2 separate regions of the Homo sapiens genome follow, and region 2 is linked to region 1. A link is an interaction called in ENCODE POLR2A ChIA-PET data of the cell type or tissue named here. Cell type or tissue: PC-9. All regions are shown on one strand. Each heading gives the region's core, and the rest is flanking DNA. Links, peaks and the distances in the headings are about the cores only.

Region 1 (9,964 bases), core at 2,996-7,995:
GAAATAAATATTTTGCCAACACTGAATTTATTAGTCTTCATTGATTTCCCAAAGAAATGAAAGAAAAAGCCTCCTAGCACTCATTAAAAGTCATGAAAGGCATCACTGTCTACTACTCAGTCACCTAAGCCAGAAACCTTGGAATCATCTTAAATTCTTCCCTTACAACTATCATTTTATTTCTACTGGTGACAAAATCCTATCAATTCTACCTTATTTTACATCTCTCACTTTTATCCCCTCCTCTACATTCTCATATCAGTCACTGCCTTAGACTAGGCATCACCTTCACTTACCCAAATTGTAAAGATGATCTTTAAACTTTTTGTCTCTGTCCACTATTTTTCTGCTAAAGCAATCTTTTAAAAATCAGACTATATTTAGTGGCTCTAAGTGCTTATAAGGTAACACCAAACTCCTTAACCAGCTGAATTAATTTATCTGTTATAATCGAGATCCAAGTCAGATGGCTTTAACAAGTTAGAAGTTTATTCTCTCTTAGGACTTAGGTGATGGTTCAGGAATCCAGTTCCTTCTGATTTACCTGGTCTTGGATATTTCACCACCATGTCAGAACCAGCATGAAAAAGGAAATGGAGAAGAGGAGGATGTGCCCTTTCCTTTAAGGGGACAACCCAGAAGATGTGCAAATCATTTTCACTCTCAGCTCCTTGGCCAGAACTTGGCTGCCAGTTCTAGCTGCAAGAGATATTGAGAAAGAGAGTCTTGTCTGGGGGGCCTTGTGTCTAGCTACAGGAGGCCTGTTATTGTAGATAAGTGGGGAATGGGTATTGGAAGACCACCAGTAGTCTCTGCCACATGAGGCATACACAATCTTCTGGAGAGTGATCCTCGCTTACTTCTTTACCTTATTTTTTAGTGTGCTGCTTTTCCACATTTCCCTCTTTATCAGCTCTCTTGACTCTGTTTCCCCTTTGCATTAGCCATGCTAAACTATTTGCACTTCCAAACATGCTCTGCTGATACACGTTTCTCCGCCTTTCCTCTTGCTTCCTTAGCTTGAGGTGCCCTTGCCACATACTTTCCTCATCTCCAACTCATTCTGTCAGCTTGATTTCAGAGAAGTTGTCTTTTAAAACTCAACATAAGCCTCTCCAATTCTGTTTTCCTTATTGTGTACACATAGACTTGAGACATTACATCTCTTGGTACTTATTTACACTTAGATTATCTTTATATTTTGTTGTAAACTCTTTGAGGGCACATATGACATTTTATTCTTGTATCTCTTGGATGTAATGTAATGCCTGACAGATAAAGGATGTGTACTTTCTTTTTACTGGATGAGCAAGTGGGTTTATAGCAAAAATAACTGTGCAGACTTTTTAAAATGTCAGAACCTACTCTTAAGATAGGGCTACTGTTTCTTTTTTTTTTTTTTTTAACTTTTGTCAATCAAAATGTTAGTGCTAGCTCTAACAATATTTATAATCATCCTATATTTTCTTGTTAGTCTTTTCATATTTAGTTTTTAGTTACAATTTAATTCCAGAAGTGCTCAGAGTTAGTTATGGAATTTGTTAATTTTTTTCTCTTTAAAATGAGCAGCCTTTTCTGTCTCCTAAGGCACAGTATTTATAATTGCTTTTTTTTTTTTTTTTTTTTGAGACGGAGTCTCACTCTTGTCACCCAGTCTAGAGTGCAATAGCGTGATCTCAGCTCACTGCAACCTCTGCCTCCCAGGTTCAAGTGATTCTCCTGCCTCAGCCTCCCAAGCAGCTGGGATTTGCAGGCACCTGCCACCACACCTGGCTAAATTTTTGTATTTTTTTTTTTTTTTTTTTTTTAGTAGAGATAGGGTTTCACCATGTTGGCCAGGCTGGTCTTGAACTCTTGATCTCAGGTGATCTGCCCATCTCTGCCTCCCAAAGTGCTGTGATTACAAGTGTGAGCCACTGCGCCAGGCCTGTAATTGCTTTTTAACCGTTCAGTATATCAGTGACTTGCGGCAGGAGATGTGTTGAAGTAAGTTAGATAATACTGACATGATTTCCAAAGCCTGTCCTAAGACCTTCTGAGCACTGCCACCTTAACATACTGGTTCTAAGATATTGGTGACTCAGGATTAATTTAATGACTGAAAAGAGTCATTGTTGTAAACAAATTCTAAGGCAAGAGTGCCTTAAATATTCTTACATGGAGAATTTTTTTTTTCTGCTTTACTGTCTTGAGTAATATCTTTTGTTTTACTTGTAGATTTGATGGTCCTCGAAGATTTGAGGATTTAGGGTCAAGGTGTGAAGGACCGAGACCCAAAGGGCCTCGTTTTGAAGGAAATCGCCCCGATGGGCCAAGACCCAGATATGAAGGTCACCCAGCAGAGGGCACTAAAAGCAAGTGGGGAATGATTCCCCGGGGGCCAGCATCTCAATTTTATATTACCCCCAGTACATCCCTAAGTCCTCGACAGAGTGGACCACAGTGGAAAGGCCCCAAACCAGCTTTTGGACAGCAGCATCAGCAGCAACCTAAGTCACAAGCAGAACCTCTTTCAGGAAACAAAGAACCATTAGCAGACACCAGTAGTAACCAGCAGAAGAATTTTAAAATGCAATCAGCTGCATTTTCCATTGCTGCAGATGTAAAGGATGTCAAGGCGGCTCAGTCAAATGAGAATCTAAGCGACTCTCAACAAGAGCCACCTAAAAGTGAAGTCTCGGAAGGGCCCGTAGAGCCCTCTAATTGGGACCAGAATGTTCAAAGTATGGAGACTCAAATCGACAAAGCCCAAGCTGTTACTCAGCCTGTACCCCTTGCGAATAAGCCTGTACCTGCTCAATCTACTTTTCCTTCAAAAACAGGGGGGATGGAGGGAGGAACAGCAGTAGCAACATCATCATTAACAGCAGATAATGATTTTAAACCTGTGGGTATTGGTCTACCCCATTCAGAAAACAACCAAGATAAAGGCCTGCCTCGGCCAGATAATAGAGATAATAGATTAGAAGGCAATAGAGGCAACAGCTCATCTTACAGAGGTCCTGGGCAAAGCAGAATGGAAGACACACGGGATAAAGGTCTAGTAAACAGAGGTCGCGGCCAGGCAATCAGTCGAGGCCCAGGATTGGTCAAGCAAGAAGACTTTCGGGATAAGATGATGGGTAGAAGAGAAGATAGTCGAGAGAAGATGAACAGAGGAGAAGGTAGCCGGGACAGAGGGTTGGTGAGGCCTGGAAGCAGTCGGGAGAAAGTGCCAGGTGGTCTTCAAGGGAGCCAGGACAGGGGTGCAGCTGGCAGCCGAGAAAGGGGACCACCTCGGAGGGCTGGCAGTCAGGAGAGGGGACCTCTTCGAAGGGCTGGGAGTAGAGAGAGAATACCACCCCGAAGAGCTGGGAGCAGGGAGAGAGGACCACCTCGAGGGCCTGGCAGTCGAGAAAGGGGACTGGGAAGATCAGATTTTGGTCGTGATAGAGGTCCATTCAGACCAGAACCAGGAGATGGTGGGGAAAAAATGTATCCATATCACCGGGATGAGCCTCCTAGGGCTCCATGGAACCATGGAGAAGAGCGAGGGCATGAAGAGTTTCCATTAGATGGTAGAAATGCTCCAATGGAACGAGAAAGACTCGATGACTGGGATAGAGAGAGATACTGGAGAGAATGTGAACGTGACTATCAAGATGATACACTAGAGCTCTATAACAGAGAGGACAGGTTCTCAGCACCACCATCTCGGTCTCATGATGGAGATAGGCGAGGCCCTTGGTGGGATGATTGGGAGAGAGACCAGGATATGGATGAGGACTACAATAGGGAAATGGAAAGGGACATGGACAGGGATGTGGATCGGATTTCAAGACCTATGGATATGTATGATAGAAGTTTGGATAATGAGTGGGACAGAGATTATGGGAGACCACTGGATGAACAAGAATCACAGTTTCGTGAACGGGATATTCCATCTCTTCCACCTTTACCGCCCCTCCCACCTCTTCCACCTTTGGATAGATATCGGGATGATAGATGGAGAGAAGAAAGAAATCGAGAGCATGGGTATGATCGAGATTTCCGTGATAGGGGTGAGTTGAGGATTCGAGAGTATCCAGAAAGAGGAGATACATGGCGGGAAAAGCGAGATTATGTTCCTGACAGAATGGACTGGGAAAGAGAACGGTTGTCAGACAGATGGTACCCATCTGATGTGGATAGACATTCCCCCATGGCGGAACATATGCCCTCCTCACATCATTCCTCAGAAATGATGGGGTCCGATGCAAGCTTAGACTCTGACCAAGGCCTTGGAGGGGTAATGGTTCTCAGTCAGAGGCAGCATGAAATCATTTTGAAAGCTGCACAAGAACTGAAAATGCTTCGGTAAGTTGACTCCTTCAGATCCTTTCTTTTAATAAAAACCACATTCAGACTGCTCTTTTTAAAGTGATATGATATATTTGAATGGAATCATTTTACTTCAAGTTCTTATCACATACTTTTAATTTATATTTCTGGTCATTCAGTGCTGTTTTAGGGTTAGAATGGGTATTTAGGAACTGTGTTAATGATAAACTTATGCCCTAAGATGTGAAAATTGATTGCTGTCTTGGCCTTTGTAGAAGTGTTGCTGGCATGCCATGCCTGTGCATGTTTCAAGTGTCAAACTTCAACTTTTCAGTGCTCTGGATTTCACAGGGTTCATGTGTAACCTTCATTTTTTCCAGTAATCAGTTTGTTCTTTGGTATTAGATCTGATAGACTTTATATTCACTAATCATTGATAAAACTTTGGAAAGTGCTGTATTTTTCTTTGTTGAAGCTAAGAATGGTTTGCTTAGGAGCATCCTCAGATTTGTCTTAACTATTGATACTTTCTTTTGGGGATGTTTTATCTTTCATTATAACTAAAAGCAGATATTTCTCCTTGAGGATGTTATTTGTTTCTACATAACCAAATGTTTTCTTTGTGAAATGGAAAATAGGATTTCTTGACTTACAATCAACTGTGTATAGGTATCTACATAATTTTCCTCTTTTCTTGTGGTAACAACAATAACAAAAGCTAACATTTATTGCATGCTTACTCCGGGCCAGGAACTGTACTAAGTGTGTTGTGTATAATAAACTCATTTAATCCTTAAACCAGCTGTATCTTGGGATAGGAATTTAGAAGTCAGTGACAGATTGAAAACTTTTTTAAAGCAATTTTTTTGAGAAAGTCAATTAATGATTAGGTTTTGATAAATTCCAATGTATTTCTTCCATTTTTCAATTCTGGTTTACATTTGTGGATCTTAACAATAAATTATAACTTAAACTTTAGAACTAGGAAAGAAAAATACGGTGAAGAAAAGGTAATGATGAAAGACCAGATACGGCAGGTTTGTATGGTCTATAGCTAAGAGGTTTATTTTTTCCAGATTACTCATGAAGAAAATGTGGAAAGCATGCTATAGAATATTTAGCTACTACACTATTCACTTTTAAGTTATAGACACCTTTAATTTTAACACCTACCGTGTAACTGGGCACTTGCTAATAATTGAGTGTATATTATGTCAGTCTGTCTATCTCAAAGGCCTGCAAAGATAAGGTAGTATTATCCCCACTTCACAAATGACACTAAAGTTCAAAGAGGTTAAGTTCCCTTGGCTAGTAAGTGGCAAACCCGGCCTTTGAACTCAATCTGTCTAAAACTCTAAAATCTGTGTTATTTATGGAGAATACCAAGCTGATTGGTGTTGTTAAGCTGCCAAGGTTTCTTTTTTTTTCCTTTTTAAATTTCTTTTTAATTCGTTATTGCTTTGCATGGTAATGCTGGATAAAAGGTGCTGCTGCTGCTTCATCCTTTTTTAAAGCTTTCTAGGCAACATGAACATAATTAAACAATATATAGGGAGTGATGGATAATGTCATAGCCGAATACAAGTCGTTTATGTTGTGTCAGTGTAAAGTCGTAAGGAGTATCATAAGGGATGTGATGATGGGATTTACCTGAGCAGTAAATAATCTTACACACTTGACCCTTACTTTGTGGTCCCTCATTTGTGGACCCTCATTTGGGTCACTTTAATGTAAGGAGAAAATTGTAAAAGGTCTTAAGAAATTGTAGTGGATTTTACCTATGTTTAAGGTAGGCATTGTGAAAAAAAGTAAAAGGAATTTCGTCAGTTTAAAGAAAAAACCGAAGGATTACATAATTATCTTCAGGAATATGAAATGTTGTTTTTAAAGGTATAGACTGACAGTTGTTCTCACCATCTACAGCAGGGGCCATAAATTAAAATGTCCCCAAGAATCAGATAACAAAAATGAGTGAAAGTGGGCCAAGTATAACTCTGTAGAGTACGGTGAAGATTGTGACAGGTTGTTTCATCTAACATGGGCAGCCTCTACTGCACTCAGCTGATTGTTGGCATGTGGGAATGTAGGCCTGGTGTTACCATATCTCTTTAAGATTTGAATTTATATATGAAATATTTTGCTTTGTAAATATGACAGCTAATTTCAAATTTTAAAAACTGATGTGAAAGCCACATTTTGAAAACCTTTTTAGGCCATATTTGGCCCATGGGCCACCATTTTGCAACCTCTGGTCTAAAGAGTTGAAAAAAATAGGCCGGGCGTGGTGGCTTACGCCTGTAATCCTAGCACTTTGGGAAGCTGAGGCAGGCGGATCATGAGGTCAGGAGTTCGAGACCAGCCTGGCCAATATAGTGAAACCCCGTCTCTACTAAAAAAATACAAATAATTAGCCGGGCGCGGTGGTGCATGCCTGTAGACCCAGCTACTCGGGAGGCTGAGGCAGGAGAATCACTTGAACCCGGGAGGCAGAGGTTGTAGTGAGCTGAGATCGCGCCATTGCACTCCAGCCCAGGCGACAGAGTGAGACTCTGTCTCAAAAAAAAAAAAAAAAAAATAGCAAGAGAGCTTTTGGTTGGATTAAAGAAAAACATAACAAGTAGATGAGATAGTAGAAAACAACTGAGGCAGGTTGTAGAATCTATTCTTGAATATCTTCAATAATTTATAATTATTTATATGTCTTAAATGACTGATGAGTTAGCTACATAAAAGCAAAAGAGGGTAATCCTGGAGCTGCTCAGTGTATGGCCACTGCAGAGAATTTTAGGACAAGGATTTTTTAGGTCTCCTTTTTTTAATTAAATATTAATTGTAGTCACTTAGGAATGGAATAAGCATGCTTTATGTACTATGTCAATTTTATTTGTTTGCAGGGAACAGAAAGAACAGCTTCAAAAGATGAAAGACTTCGGGTCTGAGCCACAGATGGCTGACCATCTACCACCTCAGGAATCAAGATTGCAGAATACATCTTCAAGACCTGGAATGTATCCGGTATGGGAGAATGTGTGCTCAGAAAATGAAATGGTTTCTACTTTGTATGTTTCTATGTTGTTTGATTTTTTTTAGAAGTTGAATAAATAACAAATTTCCTCTATAAAATGTAAATTTTGGAAACTTAAAAGTTTATGGTAATTGAACTTTGAACACCTTAAAAGCATGTTCAAAAGTGTGGTAGAGATGCTCCTTTTCCCCAGATTTTGATAAGTACACCAAGTACACCTGAACTACATAGCTTCTGTTCACAAAATGGTAGAATTTTTCTAATAATTTTTATGTTAAAATAGTCCTGTTGGCTGGGCATAGTGGCTCACACCTGTAATTCTAGCACTTTGGGAGGCTAAGGCGAGAGGATTGCTTGAGCCCAGGAGTTTGACACCAGCCTTCGCAAAATGGTGAGACCCCTATCTCTACCAAAAAAAAAAAAAAGTCCTGTTTTCCATCTAGGCAGGGCTAGATGTGGGCCTCGTGATGCTTCCTACCTCTTCAGGCTACTAGTCCTTCAGATGGGGAAATGTCATACCCCAGTACATACTTCAGAACTGTTCAGGCAGTATGAAAAGGGGTGTTTATGTTAAAGACTTGAGTAATTAAGTTCTCCTTTTTTTCCCAAGAGCATGCCAGGACTTCTTTTATTTTTGTTATTTTACCTTTAAGCCAGTAATGGGCTTTTCAAATGTTTAAAATGTTATCTTGCAGGTAGTTTTATGACAGCATAATGAAGAAAACAGCTCTACTGAACCTCTACTGAACCATTTCATCAAATTAACACTTTTCATTTCTCAGTGTTCCCTTCCATCCTGGTCTAATACTTAACAGTAAGACATAGTTGTTGACATCAGTGACCACCATGGTGTTGTTGACTCCCCAGATCGGATCTCCTGACCTTTGTACGCATCTACCTGTCTGCAGGGTTTCTGTCTGTGGATGTGACTCCTGTCAAATGCAGCATATTCAAAATGGGGCTCGTTATCATACCCCATTAAATTGTCTTTTTTCCTCACCATCACCTAGTCACCCTAACTTGAAACCTGAAAATCAACCCTCCATCTTGCTCCATCTTGCTGATTTGTCCTACCCTGCTGCTGATTGATTTTACCTCCTTTGAATCAAATTCTCAAGTATAATTACACCCATTTTAAGCCTATAGTTCGAGTTTTGACAGATGTATACCAAAAGATAAAAAAATTCTCGGCCAGGCGCGGTGGCTCACACCTGTAATCCCAGCACTTTGGGAGGCCAAGGCGGGTGGATCACTTGAGGTCGGGAGTTTGAGATGAGCCTGACCAACTTGGAGAAACCCCGTCTCTACTAAAAGTACAAAATTAGCCGGGCGTGGTGGCGCATGCCTGTAATCCCAGCTACTAAGGAGGCCGAGGCAGGAGAATCACTTGAACCCGGGAGGTAGAGGTTGCGGTGAGCCGACATCGCGCCATTGCACTCCAGCCTGGGCAACGGGCGAAACTCCATCTCAAAATCAAAACAAAACAAAACAAAATTCTCATCACCCTAAAAAGTTCTCTCATGCCCTTTTGAGATTGGGACTACCCCTATACTCCACTTCAGGCAGCGTCGATGTGATTTGTGGCCAGATGGACATTTTAAAACAAATCTCACCATGTGGCTACCTGGCTTTAAAACTTCAATGTTCTCCCATGCCTTCAGGATGAAATTTAGAATCTCTTGCATGACTTTCTTGTTCTTCCTGAGCTGGCCTGACCTCTGCTGACCATTGCTTGCTACTCCACTCTCTGATGCTTCATTTTCCCTCCACATAGAGCTACTTAACAATTTTGTGAATGTGCTAGATTCTTTTACTTCTTCATTCCTTTGCGTATGCATGTTGTTCTCTAAGCCTAGAGTCTTTTCTTTGCCTTCCCATCCCCTCCTGCAACTGGCTAATGTTTGTTTATCTTTTACAACTCAGCTCTACTATTTTCTCTTCCACCTATGTAGGGCAATTACCCTTGTACATACCCTGTAACATCTTGTACTAGTCTTTGTTGTCATCTTTATTATGTTGCATTTTGAGTGTCTGTTTTCTTGTCTTTCTTTCTAAATTGAGTCCATAAGATAATAACTATATCTTTCATCTTTGTGTGTCTTAGTAAATAGAAGCGCCAGATTGTACATCCACATTTCTGCTTTATTTGCTTAACAAATCATAATCATCTTTCCATATTGTTATATGCTATATTATTTTTTGATTTACAATAATTTATTGAATTAATTCAATTTCTGTTGGAATTTGTTTCTAATCTTTCACTGTTATTCTTAATATTACCCTAATGAATGTCTTTGTATTGGGTTCTTATTTTAGATAACTCCTTTTCTTTTTTCCTTTTTTTTTTTTTTGAAATGGAGTCTCACTCTGTTGTCCAGGCTGGAGTGCAGTGGCATGATTTCAGCTCACCGAAACCTCCACCTCTTGGGTTTAAGCGATTCTCCTGCCTCAGCCTCCCAAGTAGCTGGGATTACAGGTGCCTGGCACCACACCTGGCTAAATTTTTTGTATTTTTAGTAGAGACAGGGTTTTACCAATTGGCCAGGCTGGTCTTGAACTCCTGACCTCAGGTGATCCACCTGCCTCAGCCTCCGAAAGTGCTGGGATTACAGGCATGAACCACCGCACCCGGCCAATAAC
Region 2 (9,964 bases), core at 1,794-6,793, 150 kb before region 1:
GCCCACCTCGGGCCACCCCCTTACTTCCTCTCAAGGAGATTCCTGCCCCGTCCTCCACAGAGCTGGAGCCTCTCCCTCTTGCTCACCTGGCTTCCCTCCCATATTCTTCTGCCCAAGCCTCTTCTTCCCAGGCAAGTCTGGCTGAATCCCCAGCTCTGTTTCGCCTCGTGGTCTGGCCTCCTCCTCTCCAGAGGCCTGAGGGGCTGATGCGTGGTTTCAGATGGCCAGCAGAATGCTACCCCCAACCTCAGGAGTCCCACCGAAGCTCACACTGCGGAGGGTCCCCTTTTTATTACCTAATCTCCTGCCTCTCATGTCTTCCTGTAACTCCAGGCCTGAGCGGCTTCAGGGCAGAATCAAGGATGTTCGAGTTCTCCCACCTCTATGTTCTGTTAGAGAGCCATGTCCTCAGAGCAGACGGGGAGACACCAAACTCCCACTTCCTTTGGGAAGATTTCCATTTCTCTTTTCCAAAATCCTAGGGAATGTACTGCGTAAGCCCCTTAATTATACATTGACTCACGACGTTGCTTGTGCTGTTCTCTCCCCTCAAGCTATCTTTCATTCACTAGAAGATTTGCCTCTTATTTGCTGTAAGCCTAGCACAGTGCTCAATAAACACTGAATGAAGAAATGAGTGGTTGAATAAATGAATTATTGAATGGGTGCTGAAAATAGTAAGTGAATGAATAAATAAATGAATAGACTAATGAGGAGAGGCAGTGAAAGGCCTGGGACGGAGTGGCAGAAGGGTCAAAAAAACCCTGGAGGGGATAGGTCCTGAGCCCAGGGAAGGGAAGATGGGGCACTCACCATGGCAGAATGGCAGGAGGGAGACAGATGTTGTCAAGTCTCTAAGCCTTGTGTTTACATAAAAAACTGGAGTTTGGGCCTGGGTTGTTTTATCGAACCCATTTATTAGCTTTTTAAAACTTTTTTTAAAAACACATGGCCGGGTGCGGTGGCTCACGCCTGTAATCCCAGCACTTTGGGAGGCCAAGGGGGGCGTGGATCACTTGAGGTCAGGAGTTTGAGACCAGCCTGGCCAAGATAGTAAAACCCCATCTCTACCAAAAATATAAAAAATTACCCGGGTATGGTGGCACGTGCCTGTAATCCCGGCTACTCGGCAGGCTGAGGCAGAAGAATTGCTTGAACCCAGGAGGTAGAGGTTGCAGTGAGCCGAGATCATGCCACTGCACTCCAGCCTGGGTGACAGAGCGAGACTCAGTCTAAGAAAAAAAAAAAAACATAAACATAAAAAAAACATACAAACGCCATTTTCAAGGCCATTGCACATCTTGCAATGACATGGCCGGTTGTGGCTCTGCCTCAGCACCCCACTTCCCAGATACAGAAAGGACCAATTGGCCATGCCGACAGCACGCCAGGTGCAGCCTCGGGGGAAGGACCTGGGAGATCCAGTGGACTTGGGGTGCCTCCCAAAGCCCTTCAGCAAGGACTCAAGTTCTCTGCAGGTCACAGGCAGAGGGCCTCTTTCTTCCCCCCCGACTCCCTTCTCCTTCCTCTGCCATTGACTCTCCATCCTGAATCCACACTGGCACTGCCGGGAGCCCTGTGGGGCCTCAGGCAACCCAAGAGAGCTGAAGATGACTCCATGGATTTGCAGCTACAAATGAAAAACCACGGTTTGTTTTGAATGGATTGTGGCTCTGGCGAGAAAGCCTTGGGATATAAATCCGCCATGAGTGGGGATGCAGATGGGAAGCAGATGTGGGGATGTTGAAAGCCCCCGCTCCAGCACCTAAGGCCCACCTTGGAGAACACATGCCTTCCACTGAAAAATGCAGATGGGTGAGGCAGCTCAGACACTGTGGGAGCCCCAGCTAAGAGCCCAGTCTGCTCAGCTGTCACCTTCTCCTTCTTCCCCCTCCCTCTAGGCAATGAAGCACTCCTTCTGCATTCTTGGAGGATATGCCTCCTCTCCCTGCCTCCCTCTCCCTCTGTCTTCATACCACTGCCTGTCTTACTGTCTCTTGCTCTCAGGCGTTCTCTGACTCCATGTCTGTCCTTGGTCTGTGCCTCTCCCTCCCTCCCTCTTCCTGGCTGCTGCCCAAGGCCAGTGCCCCTACCCTTCATGCTTGGATAAGTCTGCCAATCAGCTTGAACCCCTGGGGTGAAGAACGGGAAGAACAGTCCAAGGGCAGACGGCAGCCCCAGTTTCATGAAGGAAGGCGATTTCAAGCCAGAGACGCCTGGGCAGGATGAGGCCAAGAACTGCTCACTTACCCACAGGGCTGGATATTTAGTTTGAGTTGGGGAGGGCAGGTGGCAACCAGCCTGGAGCTCCCAAGCCTGCAAGAGCAGCTCTGCCCCAGCCCCTACCCAGCTTTAGGTTTCATTCAGTGTGGCCTTCTCTCCTTCCTGGCCTGGAGCCAGCCCTCTCCAGCACCAGGAAGAGGCAGCACAGCTGGGTACCATGGTCACAATTACCCCCAAGGACACGGGCCCAGGTGAAGGCTAGGCAGGACAGGATGGAGCATGTTTTGTATCCTCCACTGCTCTCCAGAGAGCTAGGAGCAGCCCTTCCCTTTCAACCCCTGCAGGGCCCCAGACAGCCTCCAAAGGCAAATGTGCTTTTTCTTTGGCTTGTATACAGTCTAAATACTTTATCCAATTGATACGGGCTCTATATCCAGTTGTCTTATTTTCCTTTTTGGGTCTGTCCACAGCTCTCTGAGCTCTCAGGCAGGATTTTGGGACCATTTGTGGCACATTCCAGAGGCCACTAGCAATCTCACAAATTAATTCTAAACTTGTACACAGGCTGTGAATGCTATACAACTTTTAGGGGGGACTTGAGGGACACACCAAAAACCATCCAAAAATAGAATGTTGCCATTCCCAGGAGACTGGAATCATTTAGAGGACAATTTCACAAACGCTTCTGCCGATATGGAGGAGGCTGCTGTCGGAATGCAGCTGGGACCCATCTCCCTGGCACTCTCGAGTCTCTGCTTAGGGGCTTTCCCTTCCCAGCAGGCACTCATTCCAGGATCCACAGGCACCTTGCGGTCCCCAGCACTGGGCGGCACTGAGGGGGTATCACTGTGGCACCATACCGTAAGGCATGATCCCAGGAGGCTTGGCATTTAGTGTGGAGGCTAAGCTCTTGGTTCTAGGTTCCTTTATGCATTGAGCATCTTTTTCACACATGCCTGAGGCTGTGTTAGGCAGTGAGTGTGAATGGCGAACAAACCAGACAGGGAGCCTCTGCTCGTGCAAGAAACAAACAGGGTGCTGAGACCTGGAATAACTTTCAGGAAGACTGAAGAGAGCAGCTTGCAGCTGAGGGAGATCTCAGGCAGGTCTCAGCAGCTGCCTCTGGGCTTCAGTTTCTTCACCCATAAAATGGGGGTGCTAACAGCGCTACTTTGAGGATTCAATGAGATAATCAATACAGGATAACTCCTAGTCATAACAAGCCACTAATGAGGACCATACAACCAAAGCAGTTAGGAGCAGACAGGGCAGGAGGATAGCAGACGCAGTCAGCACTCTGCCCCCATGTCTTCCGATCCCCGTATCACTTCAGGACACATGGTTCACTCCCAACAGCCCACACCTGCCTGTTTGTCAGCGGGCTGCCCTCAGGCTGTTGGAACCTGCTCTGGCCACCTGCATGGAGGGCAGGCCAGTGCCGGGGAGGTTTCGTCCCTGAGCCCCTACAGGCAGCCCCTGACCAGTGACTCTGAGTGTGGAGGTAGAAATATCTCCTCCATCTCCAGAGCTCTTGCAGACTGAGCCACTTACCCTTCGTGGCCTTTTGCTTGACATTGTATCCTTGCTTGGCCTCCTCTTTTCAGTCCCCTTCCCCTACTCCTGGGAAGATTTGGGAAAAAATCACCACTTTCACACAAACCCTTGTTTGCTGGGTCTGCTTTTGGGGAAAACATCTTAAGACACTGGGAAATGCTAAACATTAGGAGGTGTCTCCTAAGCTGTGTGACCCTGTCTTCCTGCAGAGCTGCCCTTGGGCCAAGGCAAGTCCTCCCAAGTTTCTAAGGAATTAGTCACAACAAGATAGCCTTCTAACTCAGGAAATCTGTGCTCCTTGTATTTGAACATGGCAAAGGCCAGCACCATAGGAACCCTGGATGGCCCCTGGCATGTAGTTCTCGGCTCTCAACTCAGGAAACTGTCTGAGCTGCTGCCTTCGGGACTGTGTACTCCCTCCAGGAACCTGCACAGGGAGGCCAAAAAAAGGGCATAAAATTCATATTTCATTATTGTTATTCTTCTCTATTCCTGGAAACTCCAGTCATCCTGAAGATGATTCTTTAGCGTCTCTCTTCCCATGAAATGGTGGACTGGTGAGGCAGGCACACAGGCGGCCAACAGGGCACATCCAAGATGCAGGTCTGGATTATTTGTCTAGACTTTATGATGTTTGTGGTATTTGCCAGCTTTTTAAGTTTTAGGATTTGTTGTGATTTTTTTTTCTTATTTCAAAATTTTCCTTCATATTTAATTTTGTATTCTTTTTTTTTTTTAAAGGGATCCCAAAATTATGTAAGCTTTAGGCAACAGAAGACCTCGGTAGGTTTTGAGCATCTGAGGACTGAGAGGCTTTTTCACAGACTAGCTTCTAGCTCCATACTTTTCTTTTTAATATACAGGGTCTCACTCTGTCACCCAGGCTGGAGTGCAGTGGCACAAGCACGGCTCACTGCAGCCTCAACCTCCCAAGCTCAGGTGACAGGTGATCCTCCCACCTCAGCCTCATGAGTAGCTGGGATTACAGGCGCCTGCCACCATGCCCGTCTAATTTTTGTATTTTTTGTAAAGACAGGGTTTCACCATGTTGCCCAGGCTGGTCTCGAACTCCTGGGCTCAAGTGATCTGCCCACCTCATCCTCCCAAAGTGCTGGGATTATAGGCGGGAGCCACCACACCCCACCTGGCTCCATACATTTCAACTCTTGTTTTTCCTCTCCTGTCTTCATACTTCTGGTCCCAATGTGACAGCTGCTGATCCTGCACCTGCCACTGTGTCAGGTGAATCAGCACAGTGTATGGTGGAATTATTTCTACAAGCCATTTATAATCAGGACAGTTAGCAATAAATATACTACATGACATACACATATTACATACAACCCAACGGAGTGTTTTCCCAACATAACCAAATGAATATATTACAGAAGGCCCAACTGAGTATATTCCCAACTCAAATTCCTTTAGTCATACTCCCAAATGCCACAGCCACCTCACCACAGCCTGACATGAAGGGAGGTGTGACAGATAAGAAATCAGGGTGGAGACTGACTACAGTTAAATTTTTTTGGGAGGAGACAGGGTCTTGCTATGTTGCCCAGGCTGGAGTGTGGTGGCTATTCACAGGTGTGATCATAGTGCACTACTCTCTCAAACTCCTGGGCTCAATTGATCCACCTGCCTCAGCCTCCCAAGTGCTGAGACTACAGGTGCATACCACCACACCTAGCTATAGTTTTTTGGTTTTTTTTGTTTGTTTGTTGTTTTTACCTTAGCAAATACTATGACTTTGAAAAAAAATATGACCTTGGAAGGAACTCCTGTAGGTGAGCGGCCCTCAATGTAAGCCTCATTAGCTTCTCAGGAAACTGGCCTCTGGTAGCTGGACTTGCTGTGAGGCTTGGGCACATAATATTTTAAGGTCTGTAAGTTTTAGCCACATCCTGGGTGTGTGTGTAAGGGAGGAGGGTGGCTCAGAATTGTTCTGGGCTCTTCATTTCCTCAGTGCCCTTCAACTCTGAATCCATGTCAGGAAGACCCTGGCAAGACTGAGGAGGGAGAGCAAATGGTAACTATGGCCATAACTGACAGTGAGTTTGGCCCCTGAGGTTGGACTTAGTAGCAGGAGACATCAGTATTCCAAAAGCCCAATCACTCCTCTTCTTTTGCATTTTCCTTTAGTTTAGTCCTTTAATTTTTTAAACCAAAGTTTCTTCTGAAAAAATTCTTGGTTTGTCTTTGCTGAATGGAAGAGCAAAGGAATTTAGCTATACCCAGGTCAGGCCAAGGTCAGTACCAGTGGACGTGGGAGAGGCAATGTTGGAATTAAGAGGATGTTTTGTGATTTACAAAACACTATTCACATCCATTGTCTCATTTAAGCTTTACGTGCCCTCTGTCGGGTACACTTGTACGTTGTTAGAATCACTATTTCCCAGTTAAAGTTAAGAGCGACTAAGCAATTTATGCAGAGTATACACCTAGGCAGTGGCAAGTCAGAAATTTGAACCCAGATCTTCCAAATTCAAATCCACAACATAACCAAAGACAACTGTGGATAGTGGTTTACTATTGCTAACTACTAATTTTTTTTTTTACACTTAGTGTCAGACACAGTACCGGCACTTTTCATGAGTTCTCTTATTTAATCCTCATATCCTCTGGCACGAGCCAGGTTTGAAGGATGGGGAGGTAGCAGGGAGGAAGGACGGGATGGGCCTCATTCCTTGCAGAGTGCACAGAACAAGTAAAGGAACAAAGGCAGGAACGAGCTGAGATGGTTCAGACCACGTTCACTGAGAGCTGGTGGTGCTTCACAGCCACCGTCCTTGGGCCTCTGGCCTGGTCAGGTAAGCCTCCTAGAACCTTTCATCTTAGTAAAAATGGGCTGTGCCCATGGAAAGTGGCCTCTGGCTCAGCCCTGGAAGCAACAGCTGGAAGAGGCCTGTGGCCTGTCACTATCCACACGGTTGCTTCTCTGCAAGACAGAGGCCCGCCACGGTGAGCTGGTCTGTCCAACCAGCTCCTGAGTTGCCAGTCAAATGATGGGCTCGGCCTCAGCGCTCAGCTTTGAAGTTTAATGGGGATCCTGGTAGCCCACAGGTCTTGGCCAGATCTTGCCCTTTAGTAAGTGTCTTCTTCCACTTCCCATCAGGGGCCTGGAGCCTGGCCAACTCCCTGAGGCATCTCTCCCAGCTTATTTGGATTGAGGGATGGAGGGTGCCTCCTGCCCTGGAGAGGGAGGTGGAGAATGGAACCCGTACCCTGATTGGGAAACAGAAACCTCAGGAGGCACCAGGCAGCAGGACTGGACAAAGAAGTGCCGGCCAGACTGGCTCCCTGGGGTCCCAGAAGTCACAGACCTACACAATGTCTCCCTGGGTTAGAGGATGAACAGAACACTAGCAACTCTCTTACCAGTGTTCTCCAGACTTGTCTGTCCTGCCCCTAACTCCACCTCCTTTGGGCTTGTGTGAGAAAACGTGTCAGAGCCAATTTGACACCTACATCCATCCACTGGACATGTAATCCTGCGCAACTTACTTCTCTGTACTTCAGTTTCCTCATCTGTAAAATGGGAATAATGATTGTCTTCAGCTTATAGAATGATGTGAATATTAAATGAATTAACACAGACAAAGTGCTTAGAATAGGGCCTGGCACAGAGTAAGCATGTATTAGATGTTGGCTGCTATTATTATTATTATTACAAGAGTTCTGAGATTACTCCCTTAGGCCCCAGTATTTTCCTCTGGGGTGTTTTTTGTCACTTTCTGTCACTTAAAATGGATTGAGATTTTAGGGCAAACACTGGAGAAGCTTCTCAATTCCTCCTAATGGGCCTGCTGAGGGTGCCGTGGCTGACTGTGGGCACCGGCTTGCTGCTCCTCTCCTGGCCGCCTCCAGTTCCAGGCTGCTTTTGCTGCTCTGCCTCACTGGTCTGTTCGGAGTATCCACAGCTGCTAGCTGGAGAAGCGGTGTTAATACCTCATTAGCACCTTCGGCTGCTCCTTGTGGGCACTAATCACTTCAGTTTGCTGCCTCTGGAGTGACTCTGTGCTGCCTTTGAAAAGCAGGCCATGTGATGGCGCAGAGACTTCTCCAGCTGGTCCCAATTCCCTCCCTCAGATTGTTACTTTTACCCAGGAAGTGAAACAACTTACTGTTTACATTTTGTATACACACACACACACAAATATAAAATTTTTTAATAGATCAAATCCTTACTCCTTCATCAGGACCTGAAACTAAACCTGTAAGCAGCTTCTTCCAGAGCCTTCCTCTTCTTCCCCAGTCCACACCTGCAGACCTGCCCCTCACCCGTGCCACCCGCGGTTTGTACAGGAATCAGACAAGAAGGCAAGGGCCCGAATTGGAAGCAGATGTTTGGGACGATGAGTGAGGTTGGGGTGGAGACAATAGGAAGGACGTAGACCCTGCTAGAGCTGCTTGTTGCTCTGACATACCGCCAAGGCTCAGAAAAATAGAGTGACTGTTCCTGGTTAAATACCCAGCTGTTACTCGTGCCAAACTTTCCTGGGCCTCAATCCTCAGAGTCTCTGGCTCTGCTTCCAAAGTTCTCCATATCCTCATGCCAACCACTATCTTGGCCCCTTCTTCCCACCATGCCAAGCCCCCAAGACCAGCCATACCCCTAAAAGTCAGGACTGGAGTTTTACTCACCCCGCCCCACAAAGCTAACCCACGATGCCATTTTTTTGAAGCCTAAACTCAAGATATGGTCTGACAAAAGAGGTTTTGCTGATTCTGGGTGTGAGAGTCTACTGGAAGACATGGCTTGGACGCCAAGACCACAGAGTTTTCAAGGTTTAGAGGGATGATAGGTCAGAATTGTTAAACCAGACCACTGCGGAGTATGCAGATGGGTGGCTGTTGACTGCACCCACTTTAGAACATCTCCAGAGCTGCACATGAGCCTGCCAGGAGCCAACAGCACATTTGTCTACCCTGACTGTGACATAAAATGCTAGATCTATAGGAGAACACCCAAGTTTAATTCCATTGTTTTGATTTTTCAAGGAGACACAAGTTGGCATCATCATGAACAAGGTTTCAGAGAAATCCCATTGGAAAGAGAGGCTAAATAACTGGTTTTCTAAAGGCGATGGCCTGACCCAACCCCTATCCAGAGCTGTGATCCCAGTCAGAAGCTTAGGACATCAACTTTAAGATCTGCCCAATCCCCAGGAGGAATAGATGTCAGCTGCTGTATACGACAGAGAGATAACCAGGGACTCTAGTTTCCTGGTTTAATATTAAGGGAAATTCCACTGAAGCTCAGTGTTTCCACCCATAGTGGTCACAACCAACCAATTTCATGGGTGTTCATAAAATTGATTTGCCTTTTCACGCCTCTGAGTTTATTGGAAATGGTATTCCTTTGACTTTCCTCTGCCACACTGATTATAACCATAGCACAAACCCTTTGATTGCTATTAGTGTTGGAGATACCTCCCTCTCCCCATCCACTCAAGATTCTAATTTCATTCACTGAGCTGCAGGCTATTGGCCAGTTCCCTATTGCCAAAGTCAACACTTCCGGTCTGCTTTGTCTGGGAGAGCAGATTAAAGGGAGAGTGGGCCCTAAGATTACCGAGTCCCCTTTCCCAGGCTGTCCCAGGACCTGCCCAAGTGATGGCCTATTTATGGCACAATAATGCGCTTGCTCCTTGGGTCTCTTGGTTTGGAATCTATCTTTACAAGGGTTCTTTCTTCTCTGAAAATCAACAGGGAGAGAGTAACTTCCCTCTCTGTAGGAAGCTAGACTAATTTCACTTGTAGCAACAGCAACTCTATAATATAGAAAGTCTCCAAATACATAAAGAAATGCTCCCCACCAAGTAAACAGGAGAAACTATTGAAGGGGGGGACAGTGGTGATGGGTTTGGGTGCCCAAGCTTCAGGAGAAGGAAACTCTAAGGAAAATAGATTGTTTATATCTGTCTCCCAAGATTGTAAGCTTCTCAGAGGCCAGGATCACATTCTACCTTGTGTGTCCCTAGCTCCCCGCACAGTGCTTGATACATAGGAAACGTCTGCTGAAATGCAGAGCTGCACAGAACTCAAGAAAAAAAAAGGGAGGCTACAAACCCAGGGATGGAACAGAAATACCTGACTGGGAGGGGAGGAGGTTAGGAAATGAAATGACAACTTAGAGCAGGATTGGACGTAGGAGACCAAGCACAAAATGATGACACACACATAA

The links. ChIA-PET counts read pairs that join two places held together with the same protein. Peaks named below come from ENCODE experiments on the same cell type or tissue, not always from the same donor. Only the 100,000 strongest peaks of a DNase experiment are listed, where the experiment ranks them.
Region 2: POLR2A ChIA-PET joins it to region 1 with 9 read pairs; 2 of 35 experiments call an interaction of 5 or more read pairs at or near these places.

What each region holds. Positions count from the first base shown.
Region 1 is chr14:74,795,363-74,805,326 of GRCh38, forward strand. It overlaps YLPM1 (YLP motif containing 1), which reads left to right. Exons shown (of 21, transcript NM_019589.3): 5 at 2,218-4,335; 6 at 7,194-7,314. Among named protein-coding and RNA genes, the nearest start is that of YLPM1, 37 kb to the left of the region's middle. In PC-9, for the core only: no CTCF peak of the experiment used is centred there; no DNase peak of the experiment used is centred there.
Region 2 is chr14:74,645,795-74,655,758 of GRCh38, forward strand. LOC105370567 (a long non-coding RNA gene) reads right to left here. Exons shown (of 2, transcript XR_007064268.1): 2 at 5,046-7,704. Among named protein-coding and RNA genes, the nearest start is that of LTBP2, 39 kb to the left of the region's middle. In PC-9, for the core only: no CTCF peak of the experiment used is centred there; a DNase peak (open chromatin) is centred at 4,057.